5 separate regions of the Mus musculus genome follow, and all the other regions are linked to region 3. A link is a loop called in an ENCODE intact Hi-C map of the cell type or tissue named here. Cell type or tissue: heart. All regions are shown on one strand. Links, peaks and the distances in the headings refer to the core of each region. The heading gives the core; the rest is flanking DNA.

Evidence for each region. Peaks named below come from ENCODE experiments on the same cell type or tissue, not always from the same donor. Only the 100,000 strongest peaks of a DNase experiment are listed, where the experiment ranks them.
Region 1: a loop joins it to region 3, with 7 times the contacts of the local background. A loop is called at or near these places in 3 of 42 quality-filtered maps.
Region 2: a loop joins it to region 3, with 7 times the contacts of the local background. A loop is called at or near these places in 29 of 42 quality-filtered maps.
Region 4: it touches region 3 in a loop (5-fold over the local background); 9 of 42 quality-filtered maps call a loop at or near these places.
Region 5: a loop joins it to region 3, with 7 times the contacts of the local background. A loop is called at or near these places in 3 of 42 quality-filtered maps.

What each region holds. Positions count from the first base shown.
Region 1 is chr10:5,843,934-5,850,040 of GRCm38, reverse strand. All of the region lies in intron 2 of Rgs17 (regulator of G-protein signaling 17), which reads left to right. It also overlaps the pseudogene Gm18902. Among named protein-coding and RNA genes, the nearest start is that of Mtrf1l, 23 kb to the right of the region's middle. In heart, for the core only: a CTCF peak has its summit at 2,894 (motif pointing left); no DNase peak of the experiment used is centred there.
Region 2 is chr10:6,881,794-6,887,817 of GRCm38, reverse strand. Ipcef1 (interaction protein for cytohesin exchange factors 1) reads left to right here. Exons shown (of 9, transcript NM_001170800.1): 9 at 1-1,453. It also overlaps a transcript of Oprm1 not described here. Among named protein-coding and RNA genes, the nearest start is that of Ipcef1, 96 kb to the left of the region's middle. In heart, for the core only: a CTCF peak has its summit at 2,194 (motif pointing left); no DNase peak of the experiment used is centred there.
Region 3 is chr10:7,073,943-7,080,049 of GRCm38, reverse strand. No RefSeq gene overlaps it. Among named protein-coding and RNA genes, the nearest start is that of Ipcef1, 97 kb to the right of the region's middle. In heart, for the core only: no CTCF peak of the experiment used is centred there; a DNase peak (open chromatin) is centred at 3,659; H3K27ac peaks cover 342 bases.
Region 4 is chr10:6,033,311-6,039,417 of GRCm38, reverse strand. No RefSeq gene overlaps it. Among named protein-coding and RNA genes, the nearest start is that of Rgs17, 110 kb to the right of the region's middle. In heart, for the core only: a CTCF peak has its summit at 3,429; no DNase peak of the experiment used is centred there.
Region 5 is chr10:7,207,650-7,213,756 of GRCm38, reverse strand. Cnksr3 (Cnksr family member 3) reads left to right here and starts at 1,520. Exons shown (of 13, transcript NM_172546.2): 1 at 1,520-2,125. The coding sequence starts at 2,074. In heart, for the core only: a CTCF peak has its summit at 2,224; DNase peaks (open chromatin) are centred at 936, 1,486 and 2,216; H3K4me3 peaks cover 3,241 bases; H3K27ac peaks cover 2,542 bases.

The DNA of each region.
Region 1 (6,107 bases), core at 336-5,335, 1.2 Mb after region 3:
TGCTGATCATGGCAGGAACACTGTGTAAATCACAAGCCTGAGCTGCAGTCTAATGGGTACATTTAAAGAGTAGGATGATTATGCTCACTCCATTTCCATGACAGCGTCTGTTCACTAAGCCAGCATTGATTTTCCCTGCTCAACCCAAGGTACTTGTTTTTCTACAAAAGCATTCACTAACTTCCTTATAAATTGCAAAGAAAATGACAGCGAAGTTGAAGGAGAAGCTCAAAACAGCTTTCCAACCACTCTGAGAATAGAAGAGTCCAATGGTTGGCTTTTATCTTATGATATTGTCTGTAGTTTTGTCCCAGTAATTCTCTTCATTTTGAGGAAAAACAAAGACGTCCTCTTCCTGAAAAGTAAGAAATGTTGACCTTGGCATCACCAGCTTATAACATAGAGGTGCAGTAGAGTTTGATCTGGTCTCACACACGGGGTACTCGTGTCCCACTTCTCAGTGCCTGCAGTGAAGATGTCCCACCCATCCCCAGCAGCCAAGCCCTCCAACTCCAAGAACCCATGAGGCTTCTTTGACATGGACATCGGCGGGGAGCAAGTTGGATGAATTGTTTTAGAATTGTTTACAGATATTGTTCCCAAAGCTGCAGACAATTTTCATGCATTGTGTACAGGAGAAAAAGGAACTGGATCCGTGACCGGGAAGCCTCACCATTTTAAATGATGCCCTTTTCACTGAATTTTTAAGAAATTTATGATTCACGGTGGAGACTTCTCAAATCAGAATGGGACAGGCGGAGAAAGTATTTATGGTGAAAAATTTGAAGATGAAAATTTTCATTATAAGCATGAATGGGGAGGGTTTGCTGAGCATGGCAAATGCAGGTCCCAATATGAGTGGTTCTCAGATCTTTATCACAACAGTTCCGACTCCTCATTTGGATGGGAAACATGTGGTATTTGGTCAGGTCATAAAAGGACTAGGTGTGGCAAGGACGCTTGAAAATGTAGACGTGAATGGTGAAAAACCTGCCAAACTCTGTGTTATTGGAGAATGTGGAGAATTGAAAGAAGGGGACGACTGAGGAATATTCCCCAAAGATGGCTCTGGTGATAGTCATCCAGACTTCCCCGAGGCTGCAGATATAGATTAAAAGGATGTAAATAAAATTTTATTAATATCTGAAGACGTAAAAAAACATTGGAAATACTTTTTTCAAGTCTCAAAACTGGGAGATGGCTATTAAAAATATGCGAAGGTTTTAAGGTACATGGCTAGTTCAAAGGCTGCTATTGAGAAAGCAGATACATCCAGACTGCAACCTATAGCCTTAAGTTGTGTGCTGAATGTAGGTGTTTGTAAGCTGAAGATGTCAGATTGGCAGGAGGCAATTGACAGTTGCTTGGAGGCTCTTGAAATAGACCCTTCAAATACTAAAGCACTATACCGAAAAGCGCAAGGATGGCTAGGATTGAAGGAATATGATCAAGCATTGGCTGATCTTAAGAATGCACAGGAGATAGCCCCAGGAGATAAAGCTATCCAGGCAGAATTGCTTAAAGTCAAACAAATGATAAAGGCACAGAAAGATAAAGAGAAGGCTGAGTATGCAAAACATGTTTGCTTAATAAGGATTAAACTCTCTTTAACTATTATACATTGATTATATAAAGGACAATGGATATTACTGTCTATATGAACCCTGATGTGTTTCCTTTGATCTTTGTCATTGTTTACATAGCAGTGCTGACATAGGTTCCTTATTAATAAAAAGTTAAAAAATAAAAAGAAAAGAAAAAAGAAATGTTGATCTTCTGGCTGAACATCAGCTTAAATAGGTCTAGGTTTTAACCATGAACTTTCTTGTTGAATAAGGTTAGAAATTTGAAAGCTAGTAAGCTTGTCAATGAAACTAAAATACCTGTTTTAGGGTTGGGAATAAAATTTAATACATAGAAAAAAAGGATATTTTTGGAACCTATTTTTAAAAGCATATGTATGTATGTATGCATGCATGGAAGTCAAGAACAAAGAGAGATTGAATCAAGATGGAAAAAATGTATTTTTGTTTTCCATGTATTAAAAGGAAGTAAATGGTTTTTTGTTTCTTTTGTTTTTGTTTCTTCGAGACAGGGTCTCACCATGTAGCTTTGGCTGTGATGGAACTCACTTTGTAGATGAGGCTGGCCTCTGCCTCCCAAGTGCTGGAATTGAAGGCATATGCTGCTATGCCTGGCACGAAGTAAATCTTTCTGCCCAAGCTAAGCTGAAAATGTAGTAATGTAGTAGTAATGTAGAGAATCTACTATCACAATGGCTCTTTCAAAACAGGGGTAGATAGATAGATAGATAGATAGATAGATAGATAGATAGATAGATAGATTATTCTCATACTGATAATGTTAATAAGATCTTGCTAGCATCATTTTTTGTTTTGTTTTGTTTTGTTTTATTCTTCTTGGCGTTGTTTGCTCTTGAGAAAAGGTTTCTCTATGTATTCTTGGCTGTCCTGGAATTCACTCTGAGATCAGGCTGGCCTCGAACTCAGAGATGCACGTTTCTCTGCCTCCCAAATTGAGTGCTGGAACTAAAGGTGTGCACAAGTACACCCAGCAATGTCAGTGGTTTTTAAGATTTTGTTTTCCCAAGTCAAGTGACTGGGGGCCAGAGAGTATTCATTCTCAAAACCCAAAGAGGGAAATAACCGCAGGTTTGCACATAGCTCAAGGTGAAAATCCACTCTCCCATTCCATCTTGATTAGTAAATCCACAGAAAAACTGGACAACTATTGTCAAAGGCCTTGGAAAGGCAGAATTACCAAAATGGGTTACAAGTAAGAAAATGTTTATTTTTCCAAATAAGGATAATTATACTCAGATTTTTTTAGCCTTTCTACTGACTTAGCTTTGTATTTCTAAGGTAACACAGCCATCTAGTGGAGAGAATTTTAATAGCAGATTCTCTTACTGTAGGGATTTAACACTGGTTGAATGCATTCTTATTTCGTTACCTGACATATGATTGTAAAACCCGAATCTTTGTGATGTTGTGTGGTATAATTGGTTGATTTTCTTGAGACCTGGTCTACATAGCCCAGAATGACCTTGAACAAACTTGCTAATAACATTGACTTTCAACCTCTTATTCTCTAGCCTCCATCTCCCCAGTGCTGAGACTACAAACTTGCTCCACCACACGTGGTTTCGAGCAGGTTCATTGAATTGAACTAAAGGATTCATGCATGTTAAGTGCATATTCCTCAACTGCACTACACCCTCAATCCCAACAGAATGCTGTTTTTTCTTTAGCATTTCATTAAACACACTAAAAATATACATTTGTGTTGCCTGAAATTTCCAGACAAAAATTTCACAAACTATTTGGTGCATAGATGCCATTCAAAACCAGGTCATATTACCAAAATCTGGAAACGGTGATATCTGCATTCTAGGTTTGAAACTGACATTTTCTGTGTCCGAAATCAAAGTTATTCCTCCCATAGCTTTAAGATCAGCCCACTTTTGTGACTGATGAAAAAGACAAAAACATCCCAGACAGCTTTTATAACAAGAGGTGGTGGTCATGCTACAAAGCAAAGCTTGCATGAGGCCAGAAGTTAGAGGAGATCAGGCCCAGCCTGCTGCAGTTGTGGGCACTGCACAAGTCAACCTGAGTTTCTGTTTTGTAAATGAAGTGGTGCTGGTTAGTAATTTAGTCCCTATTACCCAAGGAGGGTGGTACCTTTCTGGAGTTTTGCCATTGAAATGGATTAAGTTTGTGCATTTTAATGATTCCTCGCATGTATGTTACATAAGTATATCATCTGCTACTCCCACATCACCACGGCTACTGCAAAGGTTTTGAGCTGTTTACCACTCTCTTCTAGTGACATTTCTAAGGACTAATTGTTTTCTTACAACGATCGACCATCTTCCAAGTGGACTGTGTACTGGCTCTGATAATGAGTGAGGAAACCCATCGTTGGCTTCAGACGTTTCTCTTCCGAGACAATCCACAGTGTTCTCTACAAACAGTCCACCATCCACAGACAGCGCCCACTGTCCTTATTCTCTGAAATGGACTAAACACATTTCCTCCCTCTTCATCTTACCAGGCTCTAATCTCCACACTTGCTTTGCTAACTCTAGCCTGAGTTGTTGATGTTTCCCCTCCCTAGAGTGTTTAGACTTTGATCAAGATTCCCAGAGTGAACACTGGATGTGTGTCATTGTCTTTGTGTCTTAGATTGGAAGATAGGAATGTTCACTTAAAATGTTACCTACCTACCTTTACTCCCAACACTGGAGGCAGAAGCAGGCTGATCTCTGTGAGTTCAAGACTAGCCTGGTCTACAGAGAGAATTCCTGAGAAATCCTGCAGAGGATTTCTGAGAAATTCTCTCTCAGAAAAGAAAAGAGAAAAGAAAAGAAAGAAAGTTATATAGTTACCTAGGTTGAAAGTAGAAAGACAACAACAACGTGCTTAAGGAGGGATCAGTTGATTCTGGCTCCCAAGATGCAGTCCATCATGGAAGGGAAATTAAGACATCAGGAGTGTGGAGCAGATGATCATATCACATCCACAGTCAAGAAGAAGCAATGAATGTGTCTTAGTGTTCAACTCACTTTCCCCATTTTATATAATCTACAATCCCCTGCCCAAAAGTAGTCCCACCTACAATCAAGACAGGTCTCCCTATCCCAACTAATATAACCAATATAACCCACCCCCCACAGGCAAGCCTAGGGTCCCATCTCCCCAGTGGTTCTAAATTCTGTCAAATTAACATTATGACAATTGACAACATGATGACATATATCATTTGAGAACTCACAACTCTTATGTTTGGCGCCTTCACTTTCAACCTTTCAAACACATAGAGTGCTTGAGATGTTGAGAGTCAATAGGAGTTGTAACTTATTACCATCAAAACCAGCTCTAAGCCTGGGGATCCTTGGAAAAGCGCCAAGAAAAAGTGGTTGCGGTTGGGTCCGGATCCCATCAGGCAGGCAGACCTTGCTCATTTTCTCCACCTCAGTTTCTAGGTATGATTGCTCCCTCCTCATCTTTTTCTCTTCTCTCCTTTCCCCCTTCTCTCTGTCAGGGGTGCACATATGTGTGCATCCTTGTTTGCATGACAGAGGACTTGCATGTATGAACACTAAAAGCCCAAGATTGATGTCAGATGTCTAAGTTTCCAACTTACTCTTTGAGACAGACCCTCTCAATCAATCCCAGAGCTCACCCATTTGGCTAGTTTTGCTAGCCAGCTGCCTCTGGGGATCCTTGTCCTATTTTCTGAGGCCACCACTGCTTAATTTCAATTTTTTTATTGGAGGGTGACTGTGCTCAATAGTAAATTAAGAACGGCACCCGTGGTGAACAGTTAAGCATTTACTGAATGGCTGTCATAACTAGTTTTAGTCCAAATGTGTGCCCATATTTTACCATCTGTAGAAACGAGAGATGTAAACACAATCCAATATTTTATACTGATGGCTCTAATATGGTAGCATTTGTGATGTTTGTAAACATCACAGGAACAGACACGGGAGCCAGATTTTATGCTCAGAATTGTGTGAATCATGCCCGCGGACTCCAGATTTATTGCTCTACAGCAGAGGCACAGAGGGAAGGGAGTTCAGGTTGCCTGAGATGAGAGGTAACATCGGTTGCTTGTGGTACATTCTCTAGGACACTGAGTGGAAATGAGTGACTTCCTATTGCAGTAAGAGCTTTTGTAAAAGTTACAAAGGGTGCATTTGATTGGATTGATTCTTTGAATAGTTTTTTCGTTTCCACTTGGTTGATTTCAGCCCTGAGTTTGCTTATTTCCTGCTGTCTACTCCTCTTGGGTGAATTTGCTTCCTTTAGTTCCAGAGCTTCTAGGTGTGCTGTCAGGCTGCTAGTGTATGCTTTCTCTAGTTTGTTTTTTTGTTTGTTTGTTTGTTTGTTTGTTTGTTTGTTTGTTTTTGGAGGCACTCAGAGCTATGAGTTTTCCTCTTAGGACCGCCTTCATTGTGTCCCATAAATTTGGGCATGCTGTGGCTTCATTTTCATTAAACTCTAAAAAGTCTTTCATTTCTTTCTTTATTTCATCCTTGACCAACCCCAGGGCCAAGAAGTGGGAGAGGGTGGATAGGG
Region 2 (6,024 bases), core at 1-5,000, 190 kb after region 3:
AGAAACCATGAGGAGCTATCCCTTGGCCTCAAGTCTCTTCTCTGGTTCAAGAGATTTGGGAACTATAGATCTCTCCTAGTTAATGGCTGGGAAATGGACTATAGGTAGTGTGAGCCCAGGGGAGACTCTTGACTGTGCCTCTGGAATGTACCAGAGCACCCATCTCAGGACACTGGTGGTGGATCTTTGAGCACGAATCTTTTAGAACCCATGGCACTGGTTAAGGATGAGGCTTCTCTGGGGACTTTTGGGGAGGCAGGGCTGAAGGAGGACTCTTTCTTTCTGATCTGAAGACCCAGATGAGAGCCTGGCAGAGGACCCTCACTAGTTGAGAAGTTGCTAACACACATATGTCGCACGTTTTTCTGTTGTTTGCAAGATGTCTGTCATTTATAAGAGTTCTTAGCTTTCCCTATCGCTTTAATCTGAGGTTAAATTCAGAGTCCCAGAAAGATGCTGGAGCGAACAGTTGCAGGATTCCAACAGGCCAAGAAAGAGGTCAGGTTTGGAGTCATATTTTCAGTGTGAACCCATGCCTTATATTTGCATAGCTCTTTGAAGTTTGCTAACTGTATGTTCCAAACCCCCTTCCCTGCGTCCTACCACCCCATAGGCTAATCGGGATGATTGTGAACTATGGGTGTAATGAAATGCCTGGCTCAAAGCCCCAAGTGGTACAGCCGGAATCTGAGTTTGAATTTCAGGTCTGTCAGCCCCTCTGCAGAGGAGGAATGCTTGTCTCCGCTTAGCCTGCTGGGGGATCAAATGGTCTGACTTGGCCCCTGTGTCTATTACTCTGGGTTCTGCACACCTGGCTCCTGCGGCTTCTGCTGAACCCCCAGAGGCACTGCTGTGAGCAGTGTCTCCCGAAAGGTCCCGCTGCCTTGCCACTGGGTTTTCTGAGAACTGGAGCTTGGCCTGATTGTTGTTTCTTTTAGTCCGTTCTATAAAACACACTATGTTAGCACTGTGAGGACTTTAAAGCTAAAGGATACAAGTCTTTTAAAGAGCTGGAAAATGCTCATTTTTCTAATTTTTCCTTTTGAGATGCGAACTGTCCTGTCAGGTATCAGAGACTTAGGGATTAGAAATGAGCCACGGATTTGTGATGAGGCTCATTCCCTCAGGGAGGGTTCAGACCACATAGTCACACAGAGGGAACAAAGGAAAAGAAAAATAGTTTTCAGTCTTTTGAGGAGAGGTACTCTGCCGATGTAAGCCATATTTAACTTTACGGACACAGGCTGCTTGTAAAAAGAGAAAGACAATATTTTGGAACAGCGATACAAATGATCTAGGTACAAAGAGTGACTGTTCAAATGTCACATTATATTGAAGCGGTACTCAGCCCAAATGCAGGTTTAGAATGTAGTTCTGCTTCCCACTAACAGAATAGGATACACAAAGAAGATTTCCAATCTCTTTTCCATCAAACATTTCTGTATACTTACCCACAAAAGAAATTCAATCCAAGATGTAGGTTACTGCCAGCTTAAGGTTTTGTCATCCATAATAGTAAATTCCCCTCAAATTAGATTTTCTAATCTCTGTGAAATGGATGGGTCAAAGGGATGTTCCATTCACAGGAAAAAAACCTTCTCAATCACACCATATCACATGGAGCACAGGAAATCAGACCCTGCATTTAAAAAGAAACTTCTCCATTTCCTTCGTTGTAAAGAAACTTAGTTGCTCTGTATTGATGTCTCTTTAGCTTTAGTCCAAAGGGAAGCATGCCCCATGGAGACATTTAACACCCTGTAATAGAAACCATGGTTTAAGTCACACATGTTCTGCTGTTGCATGATGGGGATGGGGTTCAACAATGTATGGTATGGGGCAAGATGTTACTGTGGGGTTGATACCTTATCTGTCATTGTGCTTTTGGTTATTGTCATCTCTCTGTTTTGAGGAAACTGAAAACCGAGGCATGCCTCATTTCCCCTGTTCCCTGTTCCCCAGGATGACTTGTAAGATAAAGATGAAATGCAAACTGTCTAGTAAAATGGTATGGAAAAAAAATACACTACTTGTGTTCATTTTCTGCCTTCCATTATTTCTTCCTCCTTGAAGACTAAAATAAACAACCCCAAACCAGACAAACCACCACCCACAAAACAGTATGAAAACACTAACCTGTAGCTGAGTTTTTGATCTTCAACAAGGATTATTTCGCCCTCTGGTGGTCAAAATGAAGATAACAGATTTCAGAATTGTGATTTTTAAAAGATAACTTTATACTGGGACTTATTTCTACACTAACCTTTGTGGTCTTTCTCAATGTCTCTCATTTTACAGACTTACTGTAAAATAACATGATTATTTTAAAATGTGTCAAAGGTCTGCAAAATTTGACTTGTCTATTTCATTAACATTATTGGTTACCTACATTGTTTAGAGAATTATTTTTTTTGAAATGCAGATTAAGAGTTAGAACCAAGCTGGACAGTGGTGGCACACACCTTTATTCCCAGCACTTGGGAGACAGAGACAGGTGGATTTCTGAGAGGCCAGTCTGGTCTACAGAGTAAGTTCCAGGACAGCCAGGGTTACACAGAGAAACCCTGTCTCAAAAACCAAACCAAAACAAAACAAAAAAAGAAAAAAAGAGTTAGAACCTGCCACGGACTGGCCCCAGTCAGTCTCTCTCAATCCATGGGAAATTAGGGTTCCAGATAGATGGGCATGGAGTTGGTGATAAAAAAGGTGATAAACGGACATAGACACAAGGGAGTGCTGTATCTGGATGTATTTTCTCAAGTGAGCACCAGTCTTATAATACAGACGAATGTTAAAGAACATAAAGAATCTGCATTGGTTAGTAACAATGTGGATGATAGTATCCTAGAATAGTGGCAAAGGCCAGAAGGCCACACTTAACAATCTAAGCAAGAGCCAGAATTAGTGTAATGGCAACTAGTTTGGAAACAGTGGCCAGGGTCAAGGCTATCACCAATTGTAGTCTTGATCAAGAAATTGCCAGTATAATAAGGTATGCCGAGATAAGGAACTCTAGTCATCAGGCTGATGATATAAAGAATAAGATTAGATACATGACTTCAGAGAATGAGAGCTAAGTATTTAGGTTCAGGGGGTGGGGCAAGTCAGGATCTATCACTCAAAAGTAAAGGGACAGTGACTGTGCCTTGCTTTTCTGCCAGCAAGAAGCATGCATTGTGCTTGGTGAGGCCTGTAGAAGCTTTCAAGGCAGCAGATCTATATGGAAGAGTTTTCTGACTTCCTTACATGATGTGAAAGTATTCTACTTTTGGACAAGAATGAGTTGTGTGGCAGGAGCAAGCTGTGCATGTGTCACATCTTACACTAGGAGAGATGTACACAGTACAGAAGGCCACAGCATGGATTCACTGGAAATCAATCTTAATACAAGATCCATAGTACAGATTCCAAAGGCTCTGAGTGAGGCCACAACATCAAGAAAGAGTGGGTAAAAAATGCTTCTGGCATGCCATTTAACCCCGGCAGAGTGTCCAGTCAGGGGCACAGGTAACTTTGTAGCCAGAACTAACTCTCAAGATGTAGGTACTACTAGACAGCCATTTGAGGTAGCTCAGAAGCACTCCATTATAAAGTGGAAATGATACATTCAATATTGGTTTAAATACCTGTCTTAGTTAGGGTTTCTATTGCTGTGATGAACCACCACGACCATAAGAAGCAAGTTGGGGAAGAAAGAGTTTATTCTGCTTACAGTTCCATATCACTACTTATCATTGAAGGAAGTCAGGACAGGAACTCAAAGAAGGCAGGAACCTGGAGGCAAGGGCTGTTGCAGAGGTCATGGGAGGGTGCTTCTTACTGGCGTGCTCCCCATAGCATGCATGTCCTGCTTTCTTAAAGAACTTGTGACACTAGCCCGGGGTGGCACCACCCACAATGGACTGGGCCCTTCACCACTGATTGCTAATTGAGAAAATGCCTTATAACTGGATGTCATGGAGGCATCTCCTCACCTGAGGCTCCTTATCCCTGATGATTCTAGCTTGTGTCAACTTGACATCAATCCAGCCAGTGTAGTACCTAAGGGGGCGCAAGGAAACTGAAAAGGTGACCCCAACATCTCTGTCAATTTCCACTCCAGCACACTCACCTCTAAGTCGGCCCACATGCATCTCATGGGGCCATTTCTCATTGTTTGGCAGAGGACAAAAATGCTTAAGCTTAATTTGTTAATGGTTGGTTCACTATATGATGGATGAGTATTGTCTTATAGCCTTACCTATGGGTGACTTTGTAAGTCAGTGGTAGAAGAAAAGCTCCCAGCCTGGGGAAGGCATGCCTTATGTACCACAACTGACCATCCATTCTGTGTGGAGAAAGCATGGCCCAAGGGACATGGAGTTCTACAGGGAGACACCTGAGGATGAAGCTCTGGCAGCATAGCCATATATAAGGACCTAATCCCTGTGTTTACATTTTACTATCCATAAGATGGTGTGCATTTCTGGAGAAGCACTGAGCACTCAAGGGCTCAGAAGGAGACGACTGCCTTGGGGATTGTGCATTATGATCATGAACAGAGAGAAGCCTCGGCAGCAGAGGTAGAGGCTACCATGCATGTCCCCAAGAATGTACATGCTAGCTGAGGCTGAAAACTACTACAGCTGCAAAGCCTTGTCTGCATGTAACAAAAGAACAAAAGCACGTGAGTTCCAACAAGGTATATTATTTATCTTGGCAGTGTTTTAGCCTGGTTATAAGTGACATGTAGGACATGTAGAAACTCACCTGTGGATGAGTTCTTCCTTCTTACTGTGCCTAAGTCAGTACAACTGTTCAAAGGCTTACATTGTGACTGGTCCACACATGGTAGTCCATACAATATGCTTAGGATAAGCACCCACGGGATGGTAAGGAAATGAAACATACAGTGTGTATCTGCCTATGGGAACCAGGCACATTCCATACTGTAGGCTTAGTGTTTTAAAAAATCTAAAAAGGGTTATCAAACACTTTGACTGCTACATCCACTCCAGTAGTGACCTGCCTGACAGGCCGAAAAGCCTGGATGCGGTCCTGAGGTGGAAAGTTCACGGAAACTTAGTCTCCTGGAACCATGGCATCCTGTATAACGAATGATCCAATGTTCTTGCTTTAGTCGGTAAACAGATCTGTGTGCTTTCCCTTAATATTGCTTTATTATAAGTGCCTCTAAGGATTGATTTTGACATATAGCTAAGTTACATTCCTCACCAGTCCTAGGCAGTCCTTGAGCTGACCATGGGCTTTGAATTCAGTAAGAATGTTGCCTATTCAGTGACATTCAGATTTGCCTCTAGTATTGTAAGAGAGATAGTGAAAGAAATCAGGCATTACTATTTACTACATAGAGTTAGAAATCTCAGGGCAAGTTACTCCCCATATGCAAGAATTTACCATTATCTAGGAAGAAGGAAGGTTTTGGTCTAAGGAGGAACCAGAGTAGATACTTGGAACTATAGATAGCTGAGTTACACCCATACACAGGAATTTACAATGGCCTAGGGGGAAGGTAGACTACACAATAGACTAGAATGGGAACTATGTCAAGGGCACAAAGCCCTTGCCCCTGACTTCTAAGATTAAGCTGACCTTAGGTGGGGCTGCTTTCGATCCCAGTTGTTAACATTGAATTTTATCCCAGTTGGGTGCTGTTAGCTTTTTGTACACATTCCTCTGTTTTGTGTAAATGTCACTTATAAGATGTATGCTCACTTTGAGAAAAGTCACATTCAGATCCACACTCCCTTTTGTCTTGTCTGTTTGTCATCTCCTTCTCGCCAACTCCTTGCCCATCTGTAACAGGAACCCGAGTTTCGCCAGTGGATCGAGGACACAAGTTAGGTTCTTCTGTGGCATTTGACCCTCCCTTCTAGCCCACTGTCCAAAGATAGGGGAGAAAAGATGGTGAATAGAACAAGGGGATGTGGATCTGTTTAGAAGTAGTCCTTTGGGGGCAATTCTAATCTCCATTCTCAGGATACCAGCAGTCCAGTTCAGTGGTGTCAGGATACCAAACACGAA
Region 3 (6,107 bases), core at 688-5,687:
CCTCCCCCTGACTCTATGAGAGTGCTCCCCCACCCATCCACCCACTCCCCCCTTCCAGCCCTGGCATTCCCTTACACTGGGGCATCGAACCCCTCAGGCCCAAGGGCCATTCCTCCCACTGATGTCCAACAAGGCCATCCTCTGCACATAGACGGCCAGAGCCCTGGGTCCTTTGATGTGTACTCTTTGGTTGATGGTTCAGTCTCTGGGAACTCCAAGCGGGCAGGGGCCTCTGGACTGTTGACATTGTTGCTCCCTCCACGGGGCTGCAAACCCCCTAAGCTCCTTTAGTCCCTTTTCCAACTCCTCCATCAGGGACCCTGCATTCAGTCCAATGGTTGGTTGTGAGCTTCTGCCTCTGTATTTGTCAGGCTCTGGCAGATCCTCTCAGGAGACAGCCATACAGACTTCTGTCAGCAAGCACTTCCAATTCCCATCATACACAATAGCGTCCAGGTTTGGTGACTGTATATGGGATGGATTCCCAGGTGGGGCAGTCTCCAGATGGCCTTTCCTTCAGTCTCTGCTCCACAGTTTGTCTCTATATCTCCTTCTGTATTTTGTTCCCCCTTCTAAGAAGCTCTGAAGCATCCACACTTTTGTCTTCCTTCTTGAGCTATATGTTGTCTGTGAATTGTATCTTGGGTAATCAGAGCTTTTTGGCTAATATTCAGTTATCAGTGAGTGCATACCCTGTGTGTTCTTTTGTGACTGGGTTACCTCACTCAGGATGATATTTTCAAGTTCCATCCATTTGCCTGTGAATTTCATGAAGTCATTGTTTTTAATAACTAAATAGTATTCCGTTGTGTAAATGTACCACATTTTCTGTATCCATTCCTCTGTTGAGGGACATCTGGGTTCTTTCCAGCTTCTGTCTATTATAAATAAGGCTGCTATGAACATAGTGGAGCATGTGTCCTTATTACAAGTTGGAGCATCTTCTGGATATATGTCCAGGAGTAGTATAACTGGGTCCAAGGCAACTCTTATAAAGGAAAACATTTAATTGGGGCTGGCTTACAGTTTCAGAGATTCAGTCCATTATCATCAAGGTGTGCATGGAAGTGTGCATGCAGGCATTATGCTAGAGGAGCCAAAAGTTTTACATCTTGTTCCACAGGTAGCAGTAGACTGGGTTTCACACTGAACATACCCTGAGCATAGGAGACCTCAAATCCCACCCCATACAGTGACAATACTTCCTTTAACAAGGCCTTACCTACCCCAACAAGGCCACACCTACTCCAACAAAGGCCATACCTCCTAATAGTGCCACTTCATGTGGGCCAAGCATTCAAACACATGACTCTATGGGGACCAAACCTATTCAAATCACCACAGTTCCCATGGAGCCTGATTGACAGTTCTGGCTTTGCCACCAAATACTATGCAGTAGTGAAAATACTTGATCTTGGTTTGCATTTTCCATCTCGTAATAATGCACTATCATGGGCCAAGAGGGCAGCTAAGTGTGGTCTGCAATTTCAGCTTCAAGGGATCTGAACACCCCCCCCCCTTTTCTTGGCCTTTGTGGGCTCCTGCATGCATGTGGTACACACAAATTTACACGGGCATACACACACACACAGACAAAAAATATTATATAAATAGATCTTTTAAAACGAGGGACTGTTCCAGGGGAATGGGAACACTTGAAAGATTAAAGTATACATATAAATAGTTTATAACACAGAAACCTAGCCTTCTGAAACATTCATGAAATGTTTAAAAATGTTGAATCAGATCTTTGCACAGTGGAAAAAAATGCAGAGAGGGCCAGAGAGAAGGGTCAGTGGGTAAGAACACTGTTACTTTTACAGAGGACCTGGCTTCTCTTTCTAGCACCATATGCTGGCTCACAATGGCCCAGAGCTCTAGCTTCAAGTGACCTGAGACCTTCTTTTGACCTCCATGGTCTCCTGCATGCACATGATACAATACACACACACACACACAAACTCACATACATACAGTCACACACACAGGCACACTAGCATACACATAAATAAGTAATTCTTAAAATAACACGTCAATCTCTTTTGCCAAGAGTAAGTTTTATAGGCTGCATTGTCCAACTATAAGGGAAGTAGAAATGAATGGCAGAGATATAAATAATAATTAAAAAGTTAAAATGCTCTAAAATTAGAAAAGAAAAAAATGAAATAAAACCCCTCCCAAATAAAGCATAATTCTAATATTTGTTTAACAGCATTTTTATCTTATCCTCTGGTTTGCAAGGATCCAAGGCTGCTGTGAAGTACCTCCGATGAGGCAGATGGCCTCACAATATGATCTGGAACATGAGCAGAAACAGCCTTGGGATGGATGGGGTGGATGGCTCTTTCTGTCAGGGACATCTGCTCTCTGGTCCTCTTTCTTCTGCCCCTGAAACAGGCACAGAGAATGCAGCCAGACTAATGTCGACACACAACGTGCTGGTATTTCTTATCTCAAAGGAAGACATTTATTTTCCAGCTTTCTGTGTGATTTGCTGGGGATAAGTCTAAATCCTTACAGCCAGGAGACCCAGCGTTGAAGCAAAATGGAATGTGTGTGACCCCTGTGCGGGCTTTACCCTAGACTGGAGAGAACGGGATCGTGAATCAGCATAAGCATTTACTGGCTGGATCAGGGCACAGAACATACTGCTTTATTCAAACCCACCATGGCATAGAGGTACATTTATAACAGTAAATGACGATTAAATATGGTTAAAATGCAAAAGTAAGTTTTATTTCTTAAAGACACAATCTTTTTTTAAAATTTATTCCTCTCTCACATATTACATCCCAACAGTTGTTTCCCCTCCCTCCTCCCTCCTCCCTCCTCCCTCCTCCCTCCTCCCTCCCTCCTCTCTCCTCTCTCTTCCCCTCCTCCGCACCTCCCCCATCCACTCCTCCTCCATTTCAAACAAGGGCAGTCCTCCCAGGGATATGAAACAAACGCAGCATATCAAGTTGCAATACGATTAGGCACCTCCCATCTTATGGCTGGAGAAGGCGAAGGGTCCCAAAAGCAGACAGAAGAATCAGAGCCAGCCCCTGCTCCCACTGTTAGGAGTCCCACAAGACGAGCAAACTAAACAACCATAACATATACAGAGGCCTAGGTCAGATCCATGTAGGCTCCTTGGTGGCCCGCTCAGTCTCTATGAGCCCCTGTGCGCCTTGATTAGGTGAGTCTGCAGGTTTTCGTGTGGTTTCCTTAGCTCCTTCAGTTCTTCCTCTCCCTCCTCAGCAAGATTCCCCAACTCTGCCTAATGTTTGGCTGTGGGTCTCTGTATCTGTTTGCATCAATTGCTGGATGAAACCTCTCTGGTGATGATTATGCTAGGCTCCTGGTCAAGACACAATCTTAAGTTACCTTGGCAACAACTCTATATATCATCGCATCTCCTTTGATGTCCGGCAAACAAGGCATTGTGTTAAAATATCAAGTTGAAAAAGGAAGGAGGAAATAATTTCTGTGGTGTCGCTCCCAAATAGTTTGGCATCTTTTTTCCTTAGTTCTTGCTTTGGCATGAAAGTCCTGGTAATCACTCGGAACCCAGCTTTTTACTGAGGCAGTGTGGGCCGGGGTGTAATTTCTAACATTCCGTAGGCATCTGCAACAGTAACAGGATACAGGAAAGAAAGGCGCTCCGGAGTCTTCTGTTGGCTGGAGCCACTGTCAGCACTTGGTGTCTGCCACTTGGTGGCGGTAATGGGCTCAGGCCAGGCTGAGGCGGTTCTGAGTCACTTTCCTGATTTACCTTCTGCAGCTCAGAACTCTGTGATAACAAATACAATTCACACACTATTTTGCATGATTTAATTGACCACACTAGCAGAAATTCTTAAAAGACAGACACAAGCAACAGACGAAATTCTCTCAGAAAACCACCCTTCTCCTGTTAGTCACAATGATTGGCTATCCCTGTTGATAGGAGGCTTTTGGTTTTTCAGATCAATATCTCATATTGCCAAATATTTCAGTAAATATTTCTTGGGCTCCATAGTCATCTTTTGGGAACCAAAAAAAATATCAGCAGTTGAAGAGACCACAAGAGGTGGCTGGAGTATTCATGTGGAAGCAGGAGACTGGCTGGGGACTGAGTGTAATTCTGCTAGAATCAGGGTCTGCAGGGCCAAGATGGCAAAGCCATGGTGACTCACCTGTGAGGCAGTGGGGATCTGGGTGGGAGATCTAGGGTAGGCTCTGCCTCAGCTATGTTCATGCCATTAATGGAATGGGCTTCTGGAGGACATGAGGTTTTCCCACATTCTGGAGCCTGATGGGACCCAACGACTCACAGATTATATAAGCAGGCATGTGTGTTACAAACTATTTGAACTGTGGGGAGGGGAAGAAAAGATCTACCTCAGTAGATTGTGGGTCGGCTGAAAAAAACGTCCCCTCTAATCTGTGACTGCGTTACTTCACACAGGAGCAGAGATGTTATAGATATAGGAGCCAAATGAAAGATGCTGAATTACAGGGACTGTCTTGATTTAATCAAGTGCATCCAATGTCATCACAAGGACCTCCTAAGGCAGAGGCAGGGAGTCAGAGGGAGGGGCCACGTGACAGTGGAGCAGGGTGCATTCGTGTGCGTGCGTGAGTGTGTGTGTGTGTGTGTGTGTAGTCAGAGAAGGGATCACGTGACAGTTGATTGGGGTGGGATGTGGAGGGTAGGGGGTAGGAGTAGTGGGTGAGGAAGTAAGGGGGTGGGGAGGTGGAGGTGGTATAGCTATGGGAGAAGAGGACAGAGTAATACAGAACAATGGGTAGGGAGTGCAGTCAATTCTAGAAACTGGTCAAGCAAGAACATGGACACCTTTAGTATCTCCTTTACATGGTGCACAGGGCTGCCAACCCATTAGAGATTTCAACGTTCATCAGTGTAAGATAATAAATCTGGTGTTTTGAAACACCAAGGTTGTGTCAGCGGGGAACTACAGGCATCCTCTTATGTTCGTTATTCAATGTCCTCCCTCCCTTCATCTTCTCTTTGTGTTCCCCCACAGTCTTTACAGACTGTAGCTGTGAGCTCTCCCATAAACCAGACACTAACCCTGGCTTCTTGCACTTCACAGTGAGGCAGAACTATCACCAGGCAACTGCCTTAGGTTTCAGCACAGTGAATTTCTAGACCTGTGGAGACGGAAGCAGCACCAAGCCATGTTTTAGTTTCTATTGACTACCACAGTGACTGGAGCTGTTAGTAACATCTTGAGAATCAACAATTAATTTATACCGGAGGTGTCACTGTGGAAATATATTTTAAGGCATTTCTAGTACCTGCTTTTGTACTCTTTTTCCCATAGGTATTTGATTGCTGTGCAGTTCCTACTTGGGTCTTCATACCTTGCCTGCATCATGATCTGTATTTATGGATGCCTGGAATTACCATAGGGCTCAACGTGTAGAAGCCGCCGGAGTCTAGGCCTCATTCTGGACCAGATCAACTGTAGGCACACATTTTTTGTAGCCTACTTTTAATGTGTTTTTTAGTGGAAGAGAAAAGTTATTCGGCTATGGGGGAAGTGGACCTGTTCAGCAATAGTTCTTTGAGGGGTGAGCTTGATCTCCTTTGGGAGTAGTTTAGTCTCATAGCAAACATCAAATATGACTCAGCAGTTGCAGACCAGTCCTCTAGGCAGACAGATACCACATAAACCAGCAGCTATAGTCCTTTGGGTAGGCAGACACTAGGCAGGAACTAACAGCTATATTTTAATATTGAGGAAACCGACAGGCTCACCAACAGGCCTGAGGCAAGGCTGTTGAAGTGGCAAGCTGCCACAGGAACCTCATGAGTGTGCTTGGGCCTGTTTTTCCTCAATGGTGGTGTTACCACAAGTTGCGCTCAATAAGGCTATGTAAGGTGAACCAATACATGACTGTCATTAGGGAAGAGTAGTGAGGTGGAGCAAACCAAACCAAGACTCATCTCCCCATGTTTGTGGGGTCATATTTATACTCCTTCATCACAGGTCCTTTCACGTGTCTGCTATATCAAAACATCCTTTCACCTGTGTCCGCCTCAGGAAAACATTCGTTCCTGTGTCTGTCCAGTAACACGTCTTTTCTCCTGTGTCTGCTTTGGGAGAACATCCTTTTAT
Region 4 (6,107 bases), core at 433-5,432, 1.0 Mb after region 3:
TAACATTTTGACTGTGGGCAAGCTACACTAAATGTAGCTTGGCCTAACAGACAGAAACCTTATCCATTCTTATAAGAGACTGGAATTAGGGGACATTTTGAGCTTTGTGCAAACTTGTCATCAATATGTGTATTTATTTCAGACTTGTTACTGGCTCTCAGAATAAAGGACTCCAGCTCATCTGGGGGGCCAGCTGCTGAGCCCTCCATCACCAGTATTTCCTGTTTTTCAGGTGCTCCCCCTGAGTCACAGCATTCAAGCCTTCGCTCCCCCATCTATGAAGCCAACCATCATCCGCCTAGAGCATGTACCTGTTTTTGAATTGGGATCCTGAGTGCAAATGTGCAAGACCCTTACACTCAATCATTCCTTTTCCACTTCTCTCTTCACAGATCACATCTGCAGCTCTTGTTTTCTGATGTCATGATGTTCTTAGAGTTTACAACGTTCTCAGAGCTCTGAGAACCAAATGCCTCAAACATGTGTCAATAAGCCTCCTGTTTTAGTATAAAAGATTCAAGGTAAGTATAGACCTTTATATATTCATGTTCTGGGAGAGGAATAAATTACCTGGATAGTTTCAGATCACTAAATGATTACATAAAACAGCAGTATGAAATAAAATTTGACAGTATGTGTGTGTGTGTCTCTGTCACAGCTTCAGAAATTAACTCCTTAGTCGCTGCATTGTAAAAGCAACTGTCTCACAGCCTGAAAGGGTGGGCTGATTCATACCATTGAGAATAAGCTCATGTAATGCATCCACTAAAGCTTTTTTGTTCAGCTTTCTGTTTGCATTCACAAGAATAACCATAAATTGACGGGGTATATATCCTGGAGTTTCCAAACACTTCTCATTTAAAAAAAAAAATCCTTGCTCCCAAACATCAGTTTAATAATTTTAAAAAGAATGCTAAACCGGGCATGGTGGCGCATGCCTCTAATCCTAGCACTCAGGAGGCAGAGGCAGGTAGATTTCTGAGTTCAAGGCCAGCCTGGTCTACAAAGTGAGTTCCAGGACAGCCAGGACTACACAGAGAAACCCTGACTCAAAAAACAAAAAACAAACAAACAAAAGAATGCTATTTCAATGTTTTTGGTAAAAATTATTTTAAGTCTCATTAAACATTATCTTATAAATTTTGCCAATGAGTTATGTGTCTGTAAAGTTTTCATCTTAAAAACGAAGATCAGGGGAATAGATTTAGAACCTCCCCTCCTTATCAAGTACCAAAGCCGTCATGTTAATCTATGACAAGTCAGTCACCGTCATCTTAATCTATAACTAGTCAGTCAGCATGGCTGCCTTTGACCTTTCCTTCAAACTTTAAAGAAGCACGTGTTATTTAACAATTTTCTTACCTTGCACTATGTCTCCTGTAAACACAGAGGGAGATGCCAACATTTGATGAACTAACTAACTTTTAGATCATTATTGATAAATGTGTGTACATTTTTGGGAGATTAAATTGATTTTACCTTATTGTAACTTTTTTCAATAATTTATTTAATTATTCACTTTACATCCTGATGGAAGTCCCCCTCTGTCCTCTCCTCCCAGTCCCACCCTTTCAAATCCCTCCCCTATTAGCCCTTCCCTTTCCCTCAGAGAAGGGGAAGACCCTCATGGTTACCACCCAACCTAGGATATCAAGTTGCAGCAGGACTAAGTGCATCCTCTCCCCCTGAGGCCCAACCAGCTAGGAGAAGGAGGTCCAGTGGCAGGCAACAGAGTCAGAGACACTCCCACTCCAATAGTCAGGGGATCCACAGGAAGACCAAACTGCACATCTGCTACAAATGTGCTGGGGGCCTAGGTCCAGCGCCTGTGTGTGTAAATGTATAAGCAGTAGGTTTAGTAGTAATGAGTATAAAATACTTCTTCAACAATAGCCTAAAATATTTCATCTCAGAGATATAAATTTCTATTGAAAGCTCTTGATTTGTATCTCTTCCTGATAGGTCATTTCAATAGACCTCAATACCTAGCTCCATCTCACAAATCCATCTTATTTGTCTGGTGAACAAAAAATATGCTAATGTGTTTCTCTGTGTTCTTTGATTGCCTTTGAGACAGAGCCATGCTATCTAGCACACTGGCTTGAAACATACTTGGAACATACTAAAGTGGCCTCATACTCAGGATCTACCTGCCTCAGACTTCCAAGTGCCCGTATCCCACACATAAACCACAACATATGGCGAATTAAATTTTTTCAAAGTTTCTTGTCAAAGTTGTTGTTCTTCGAAAAGATTTTCTGGGAGGGAGGATAACAGTGCTTCAGGATATGTTTAGGGAGTGGAAGGGACATAGAGTTTGGCTTCTGCATCAAAAATAGACACAAAGGCAACTGTTGGAGAACCTTCTGTTTTACAGCTATTTGAAAGATTCACACTAGGTATTTTGGCACATGCTTATAGTTTCAGCATAAAAGAGGCAAAATGAGGGGAAAGAATAGAGGGGATCCGGGAGGGAGGGAGGGAGGGAGAGAGGGAGAAGGGAGCCAACACTCCACTCTCAGCACACTATACATAAATTACTGTTCACGAGTCCATCTCTGTTATTGTTATTGGATGGTTTCCACTGATAAGTAACTTGGTTACAGAGTTTAAGAAACCCAAAGGGCAGGATGAGCCCTTGCAGCATCCATCAGCATCCACATTCAGCAGCTCTCAAGCTTTTACCATTATATCCCTGGAGGCAAGCAAAAGGTACATGTACTGACTGCTTGTGCTGTGTGAGGGTTTCATGTCATTTACAGGACAAATGCTCTTTGCTTTTGTTATCTTGCATGCATCTGATGGAATGCAATTATGGAATTTAAGCCTTGTGATTATTTCTTCCCACTGAACATTTTTGATCCAAACTGTAACAGTGACCAGCATCTCATGTTCTGAGACATGGCCTGGTACAAGACAGTTTACCTTTTCTTAAAATAAAATATGATCGTGATCATACAATCACATAATCACAATCTTCTATTTTCATTGTTTTCTAAGGAAATAGAGATGTCTCTCCATCACACTCGGTCTGCTCCTTCCAGTTCTTAAGAATTCCTGCTCCACAGCCGGAAGTCCCTGACTTTCGTAAGCTATTTATGGCCAGCAATTAATTCAAGCAAAAGCAAAGAATTGTTTCCTCCCTCCCTTACCGGCCGCAGCCACTAATCTTACCACGAAAAATAGGAAGAAAAGTAAAGAGTCCTTCGCCTCACCTCATGAAGTTCCCTCCCAGATACACAAAGAAACTAAATCATGCCCTTATGTAAACGTCATCTAAGGTCGAATGCGGCTGCAGTTTGTCCATCTGCCATGTCCTGGGTTGTACAGGAGGTTCAGAGCATGCTGAGCTCAGAGCAGGCTGGCAACACCTGGGCTGGCAAAGGGACAACGAACTACGGTGCATTAGCGCCTCCTGGTGCTGCTGCCGAGAAGTGCAGCTGCAGAATTCGCACCCCTTCTGCGAGGAAGGTGCACTGATCTCCCTTCCGTGAATAAATTTGTTTCGCATTGCGCAACGGCACGTTAATTTATTGTGGAAAGAAGATAAAGTCTTAATAAAGGCTTTTGAAACGACCTCATTGTATGTCTAGTCAATGTTCGTGGCATGCCGTTGAGGAAGGGATTTTTAAGATTGTGTATAAAATGCTCTAATAATGTAGTCCATGAATAAATGCGGAGATCACAGCTAATTATTTAGAGAATTCTCTCACGTTTTTGTTTTATTATAAACATCACACACACAATGAAGAGCTCGAAGTGATTATAACGGCTTCATTCCATTTCAAATTATTTGTTTGCATAAACTAACTCAAATTCCACAGATAACAGTCTCAGAAAACCAGTTCTAAAAAATAAAATACAGAAATAGAAATTAACAGAAAAGAGCTTGGTTTGTCTTTCCAGAAGATCATTAAGTGCCTGTCTGATGCTTTATAAGCCATGGGTAAACATCAGGAGAAACGACCTAAACCACGGTACTGCCAGGGCTGAACCCCCAATAAGTGAGGCTGTACCCTTATATTAACACCCTAGAAAGCCTGCATTTCTCTATCACCCATGTCTCCTCAGGACCATTCTGCTGTCAAAATTAAAGGGAGATAGATACAAATTGCAAGCAACTCAATTTCTTCTGGAAGACATTTTAGAACATTTTAAATGTTCCTTACTGTAAAAATGGCTCAAGCCTGAATCTCACGGGGGGGGGGGGGGGGGGGACGGACTTAACGCCAGCTGCTCTGTCTAGAATCTGGTCATTAATAAGTTTCAGAACTGTGGACTATGTTAATATATCTCACATTTGGCAAATGTGATTCGTTCTCATTCACATGTGAAATAGATGTGTTAAGACCTCATCCTCATCGCTGTGCACAGGAAGTTCTTCCTTAAGTACCTCTGATATGGATTCCTGTGTGCTGGGGGAAGGTGTGTTAACGTACAAACAGGCAGTGCTGGGCACGGGACCCAGGGCCTCCTGTGTGGGAGGCGAGCCCAATCCAAGTCCCTTTCATGTGCAATTGAAATTTAAATTGAATTTTAAAGTGTTCTAAATTCAATTTGAAGGTGAGCAAAAAGCTTACACAATGACTTGGAACGGTACGAACAGGAGGGTGGCCATGAATTCAAGGCCAGCTAGTAGGTATGATATACTCCAGGCCAGGCCGAACTACAGGCTGACTCAAAACAGGAAAAACTAGCAGACAAAGGTTTCTTTGTGTGGAACTTAAAACTCTATATGATTATCTGTTTTGTCTTGTTTTGGTTTGGTTTGGTTTTTTAGGTTTTTTTAAAAACTTATTCACTTTATGTCCAGATCACAGTCCCCCACTCTCCTCACAGCCTCTCCTACAGCCCCTCCCTCACCTCCTTCTCCCCTGAGAAGAGGGAGCTCTCCCTCAGGTATCACCACGCTCTGGCACTTCAAGTCACTGCAGAACAAGGTGCATCCTCTCCCACTGTGGTCAGACAAAGCAGTCCACTTCAGGGGAACAGGACTCACGGACAGGCAACAGAGTCAGAGACAGCCCTCACTCTGGTTGTTGGGGGACCCACATGAAGAACAAGCTGCACATCTGCTACATGTGCAGGAGGCCTAGATCCAGCCTGTGCTTGCTCTGTAGTTGGTGGCTCAGTCTCTGGGAGAACCCAGGGGTCAAGGTTAGCTGACTCTATGGGTCTTCCTGTGGGGTTCCTTTTCCCTTCAGGTCCCTCAACCCTTTCCCTAGCTCTTCCATAAGACTCCTAGAACTCCATCTAATGTTTGACTATGAGTGTCTGCAGCTGTTTCAATCAGCTCCTGGGTGTAGCTCTCCGAGAACAGGTACGCTAAGTTCCTGTAGGCAAGCATAACAGAGTATCATCAGTAGTGTCAGGGATTTGGTTCTTGCCTGTGGGATGGTTCTGTTGGGCCATTCCCTCAGTCTCTGATGTATCGTTGTCCCTGCACATCTTGCAGGCAGGACACAATTTGGGTCGAAGGTTTTGTGGGTGGGTTGCTGTCCTTATCCCTCCACTTGGGGTCCTGCCTGGCTACCGGAGGTGGTCACTTCAGGCTGCATATCCCCCACTGTTAGGAGTCTTAGCTAGAGTCACCTCCATAGACTCCCTGGGGCCTCCACTCCCTCCCAGCCCCTGCCTCCAGTCTCTGGCACTTCCTAGAGATGCCCTCTGGGGCCACTTTCCCTTCTCTCCAGAGCCCAGATCTGATCCCACTCCTACTCCATTCCCTTCCCAGTCCTCTTCCCAATTCTCTCCCCTATCCACCCTCAAAGTCTGTTATTTCTTCTGAGTACCAAGCATCCTTAAGCATCTACAACCACCCACACCACACATGAGGCACTCCTCATTATTTGGCTTGTTTGAGTATGTTGAGTATAGCATGGTTATCCTGTATTTATGGTTAATTTCCACTAATCAGTGAGTATACCATGCATGTTCTTTTGGGTCTGGGTTACCTCACTCAGGATATTTTCTAGTTCTATCCATTTGCCTGTAAATTTCATAGTGTCCTTTTTTTAACAGCTGGGTAGTATTCCATTGTGTAGATGTACCACATTTTCTTTATCCATTCATCAGTTGAGGAACATCTAGGTTGTTTCCAGTTTCAG
Region 5 (6,107 bases), core at 346-5,345, 130 kb before region 3:
TGTGTTATCTGTGGGATGAAATTCAGCAAACTGGACTCTGGAACTCCAGCTTTTAATGCAACAGATGCAAAGGAACAAGAGAACATTGTCAAACATCAAGGAAAATTCTACAGCGAAAGCATTTGATAGCATTTGCTCCTCTTTGTGATTCCAGGGGTTATGCAGCCAGATTCATCGTCTTTCAACTTCGTTACTACTGTGTCCCCTTTGGAAGGCAGCACTGTTTATAGATGAATTACTTGCTTGGTCATCTAATCATATAGCTATTTTCGAAACTGTAGGCACAGTTCCCACTGTGCAGAGGTCAAGATGGTTAAGGAAAGACAGATGTCAAAGATCATTTCTTAAAAAGAGGGCAGCTACTCTACCAGGAATTTTCTCATGGCCGGTGTCAAGTTTCTGGGTTGGGTAATTACTCTTGGTTAAAAAAAAAAAATCGCTATTTTTGATAGTTGTACCTCTCCATTGCATAGACGAATTGCTCAGGAAGGCTAAGACAGTGTGTACGCTGTACACCCAAAACACTCACTATACAACAGATAGCTGGGTGCTAGCAGTGATTCTCACGTGTAATAGAGAGCAGCTATCCTAACAGAGGAAATATGAACGCAGTGGTTGGTGCAGGGAAAGCAACTGCGGGTATTTACTGAATCAATAAACACTAGCCACTCCCTTACTTCAGAAGATAAGTAGTTGGAAGGGGAAGATCAGATCCAGCTCAATATACCCCAATAACAAGCAGCTTCCTCCTTGGATAGGGTTAATAGTTGCTCAGGGGAAGATGGAAATCAATAACTATAATTGAAAGAAGACTTCACTAGGGCCAAAAGAGTGTCTGCATGTGTGTGGGAGGGAGGTAAACACCGGTTATAGGGTTTTCCCCAGACCCGCGCTCTGCTTCCAAATTGAGGCTTGTAGTACAGAAAGGGCTTTCCTCTCCCTGTCAGAGGCTGAACTAGGCAAGGTTCTCTCTTTTTTTCTTTTCTTTTTTGGCTCGCTGACAACTTTCGCCTCAGGGTTAATGACTAATCTGAATCGAGCGTTAGGTCATTTTGAAAATATGACTATTACATTATGTCAAAACACAACTCAAAGAGCTGCCATTCTGGTGTTATTAAACCGAAGAGTTGATACACTGTAGCGGCCTTGGAGCAGTGGCACACCGCCATCCATTTGTCCAAAACACACACAACTGGCCTACTTTAGGAAACTTAAAAGGCTGAATAGCTAAGGCGAGATTGCGACTCGAAGCTTTTAAAAACGAGAACAGACACATCTCAAACCAACACACAAAGACAAAAAAACCTGTTTACAGGATTCAGCTGCCACTAAGCTGGGACCTCTTCGGAGCCAAGCGGCTCTCCAGGACTCAGGCTGCAGCTCCAGCCCACCCCTTGAAGAGGAAAAGTAGATCCCTGGCGTCCGGAGCTGGGACGTAGGAGGGAAAGAAACCGGAGTCTACGTCATCGCGGCCCCGCCCCTCTCACGTGTTGCTCCCGCTCCGCCCCGCCCCCTCTCTTATTCCGGCAGCGCCGAGCGGAGCAGAAACTTTGCAACCCGAGCGCGCACGCTCCGCTTTTTTCCTCCGCCCGGGCGGCCCGCGACGGTGGCGCAGGAGGTGGGACCCACTGGCGGGAAGGCTCGAGGCGGGGGCGCACGCGGAGTGGGGACCTCGGGGACGGACACCGCTCGCAGGAGCCGCGGAGGGCCAGCCGACCTAGAAGTTCCCGGCCAGAAGAGTCCCACGCCAGGGCAGCCCCGGCCTGGGGTTTGAGGTTGCAACCTGCTCCCGCTGCTGCGGTGGTTGCGGAGAAGCAGCTGTAGCAGAGAGCGGCGTCGGGGGAACTGCATCTGGACAGCGGTAGCTGCGGGGAGCAGCCGTACGGGACATAGCTGTCCCGTGCGCAGAGACCCAGGGCCGCGCTTCCCTCGCAGAAACCGCAGCGCGATGGCCCGCTGACTGCGGCCATGCAGGCTTGAGCGGACTCCCGGCACACGCAGGGGACAACCACGGGCGCAGGCTGCAGGACTCCTGTCGATTGCCTAGCCCAGCGGACAGCGAAGCTGCTTACCATGGAGCCCGTGACCAAGTGGAGCCCCAAACAAGTGGTGGACTGGACTAGAGGTGAGCGAGCCGTGGAGGACCCCCGCGCCCTACAGCCGGGGAGATGGGGCGGGCCAAGAGTTGGGCACTGGAGTGCTCTGCCCCTCCTGCCGGCGACAAAGCAAACTTCTACTGAGCGGCTTGTGCGTCTCTTTCTGGTGCGCCTGCTCCGATCGGTTTCTTTCGGTGGGGGTGCGCGTTGACTGCAGCCGACTGGACACCTATATTTAAGTCAGGGAGCTATGGGATGGCCTTTCCGTGGAAGATTGGCTGGGAATGTGGGGCTTGGGATTTGGCGCCAGGGCACTCTCTCTGCCAGTTCGGGTACGGTGGACTTGCTGCCTGTAGCCAAGCGCAGAGGCACAAGGCGTCTTTGTGTGGGTGACTGCCCCTGGCCCTGGATCTAGTAAAGGCTGCGGGCCCAGAGCAGTTCGCGGGCGTGACCTGGCAGTTGGGCAGGTAGACGAAGGCTCCTGCGGCCAGCCCAGCCTGTTTGTTTGGGTTGGAGAGGGCGAACGGGCTTTCGCGCCTGCGAGGACCCTAGCGCCAGGACTCCCGCAGAGGCAGGGACTCAGCTCTGGAGGCGCCAGGACCCCCAAGGGCGCAGCGTTTTGAGGCCAGTTAAGCACTGAGAGGGAGCCGAGTGTCTGGACTACAGTCTGGTTCTGTACAGTACTCGGGAAGAGGAAACTCAGTGGGTGCTGGACGGTGTAGCAGGAGTGGAAGGGTCCCTGTTACTTTATCTTGTCTCTCCCGTGATTGCTAGGGATAGTTGCTAGAGTTACTCAGCTCTCTTTGACCTCTTTCAATAGTACAAAGTTTACCGAAATCAACCAGTGGAATCTCAGGGGTCCCACCTCCTCACTTCAACATCTGTTTCAAGTTATCCACCCCTGCTCCCAAACCCCCATTGGTCTTCCAGGTGAAGACTTGGCTAAGCACTCTCTCTCCCTTTGTTTTTGTTCGTCTCAGTAGACGTGAGTAGTCAGTGATGCTGGTGTGTTCAGATTATCTTTCAAGCTGCCCTACCCGTCTGTGACAATGGAAACCCCATCCTGTCATTTCTCAAGCCAGTGTCTTATATAGGTCACTGGAAAGGGGCTGTCCAGGTAGTGAAGAGTCTGGTGTATGTCTGATTATCCCTGGCTTCTGGAGGAAAACACAGAATACTGTCTTAGGAAGTAGGTTTTTTCTATCGGCCAGACTTTTCCAGGACTCTCAAAGTAAAGCCATGGGAAAAAGGATGACTACATAGGCCTGAGTGACTCTGGCTGAGTGAGCAGTAAAACATGGTTAGCAGCAGTAGACTTAAGTTATTTTAAGCCCCTTCCCTTAACTTGAAGTGTAACTTGTACTGAAGACGGTACCAGGTGCTCCAGCTAGCTTGCTGAGAGGAAGCAGATGGCTTGCTTGACTACCATGGAGGGGTCCTCAGAGCCTGCTGAGCCAGTAGCTACATTTACTCTCAAGTCCTTGACATGTGGCTGATTGTTATTGCCAGGTACTAGGTATGCAATGCACAGGGTGTCTGGAGACTCAGTGTGAAGAAGGAGTAGAAAATATTAACGATTTTCCTACTTATTACATATCGATGAGATGGTATTTTGAATAAAATATACTACTAAAATTAACTCCAACTGTTTACTTTTTATTTTCTGAATTAGGGCTTCTACGTTTAGTGGTAACATGGCTCAGGCTTATGGCTCATATTCTATCTTTGTTTATGGTACTGTTCTAGTCTCATGAAGAGGTGTCAGAGGATCACGCTGGCTTTCCTGTGGCTCTGCCAGACTTGATAAGGTAACAGAAAAATGGTTAACAGGCACACAGGAGAGAGAGAGAGGCCCTCTCTCCCCTTTGTTTTTTCCTTCATTTCTCTTAGAAGGGAGAAAAATGTTAATTCTCATCCTATTATTGTCATTGATTTAAAAGGAAGAAATGTTAAAACACATTTTGGGGTACCTTTGGCTTTAAGGCTTGGTTGAGGATACTTTCATCTAGGAAAACTCTTGTGCTGCCCTGAACGAGCAGTCGTGGTGGTCGAGCTCAGGACCCCGGATGTTCACTCATTTTAGGTTACATACTGTGATGGCAACATCCAAGATTGGCCTGGATGCTTTGCATTAGAATCTTTAAATACATACATACATACAAGAAGTAGGTAAGTTAAAAGGTGGAAATTATTTGTGTTTCGATCTCCAAATAAATAAATAAGTGTACTTGCTGAACTCTTGAATGGAAGAGGCCATGTTCTTCCAGCTTTCATGACTTATTACGTGAAGGTTTCTTGCTATCATGCTGCATGGGTACTGACCTTGTAATAAGTGGTTGACAGTTGTCTGCTTCGCGGGTTGTTTTTAGCTGTCTCTGCTAGTCTCTCAGCATGGCTCCCACTTTGTAAACTACATCCCCAGGAAAAGCAGCTTGTCCTACACATGTCACCCTTGCCGTTCTGTGACTGTCAGTGTGGCAGTGAGGAGCACTGTCAAAAGCACCAGCTATAATCAGCCACATCTATAGACCGTGCTTATGTCAATATTACAGAGCCATGTCCAGAATGCATGCACGGTGCTGGGTAAACACAACCCATCTGGCTTTTATTATTAACTTTTGGCTACATCATCGAGGGCTTTACCATGACATGAATAGGTGCCTAGTAAATATTAACAGTCTCAGGCACAGAGTTGGGTATTAGGTAAGCATCGGCTCATTTTAATATGTACTATCACCTCTGAGGCAGGAACCGCTATCTCATTCGCCACTTGAGAAAATCAAGGCATGGAGATGCTCAGCCGCTTGGTGAACAGTGTTTGACCAAGGTGCTTAGATGCTGTTTTATACATTTTCCCAGGATTTTCTTCCCAGGGCAATGCGCAGAACACACCAAGAACCTTTGGCACACTTAGGAGTAGGCCCACAGTGTCCTCATGATGTAATTTATTAATATCCTGTGCTGGTGGAGGAGCCATCAGCATACAAGTATGTTATTCTACATGGTCTCAGAAAGAAAACATGAGATGACAGGTATCCTATTTCATTGTACCTGTCCAGCCAAACAACTTGGCTAAAGTTTTTTGTTTTTGTTTTTTTTTTTAAACAAATTTTACAACATGTAGAGGCAGCCCCACAACAGAAAGCCAGTGGGCTAAGCAACTGTGAGTTTTAGTTTTCTCTTGTATAAGAGTGAGGTTGGGCAGCCCAGGAGTTTTTGTCATCCTGGCCTCAATGTGATGTATATGTGGTATAGCATGTGCTGTGGTCCTTCAACATGGACGACTGTTCTATCCCAGGTTCTTCCTGCATCAGGCTGGGAAAACAGGCTTAGTATCAAACCCAGTGACAGCTCAGACTCTTTAGAAAGTTCCCTGTGAGGGGTTGGGGCGATGGCTCAGTGGTTAAGAGCACTGGCTGTTCTTCCAGAGGACTAGGGGTCAGTTTCCAGCACCCACATGGCAGCTCACAACTGTCTGTAACTCTAGGGAATCCAATACCTCACACAGACATACATACATACATACAGACAGACAGACATACCTGCAGGCAAAACACCAATGCACATTAAGAAAAAAAAAGTTCCCTGTGAAATCTATTCTGGTCTCTCTTAGTTATCAGAATGGTCCCATGACCACTTAGGCTGGAGAGGACGGTGATTGCCTTTTGTGTACATATGTGGTGCTGGGAATTGAGCCTAGGGTCTCACATATGGTAGGCAAGTGCTCTCACACTGTGCCAGACTTTCAGCACCCAGTTGGGAACATTGTAGCAATAAAAAAGTTGGAATCTGGTGGCTAGGAAGGAAGGGAGTCTAGATAGGCAGTGCCAGTGTCTTATCACATGGTACTGAACATGGGCTATAACCTACAGTCATAGATGTACTTCAAGTAGGACACGAGTCACTTTCCTACTTACAGGCCAGCTCTGCTGTAGAAATGGCGTTATGTTTTCATTTCTCTTGAGTATCCTCAGGTCAGAACCTTAAAATAGACGAGGCCTTTGTCCCAAA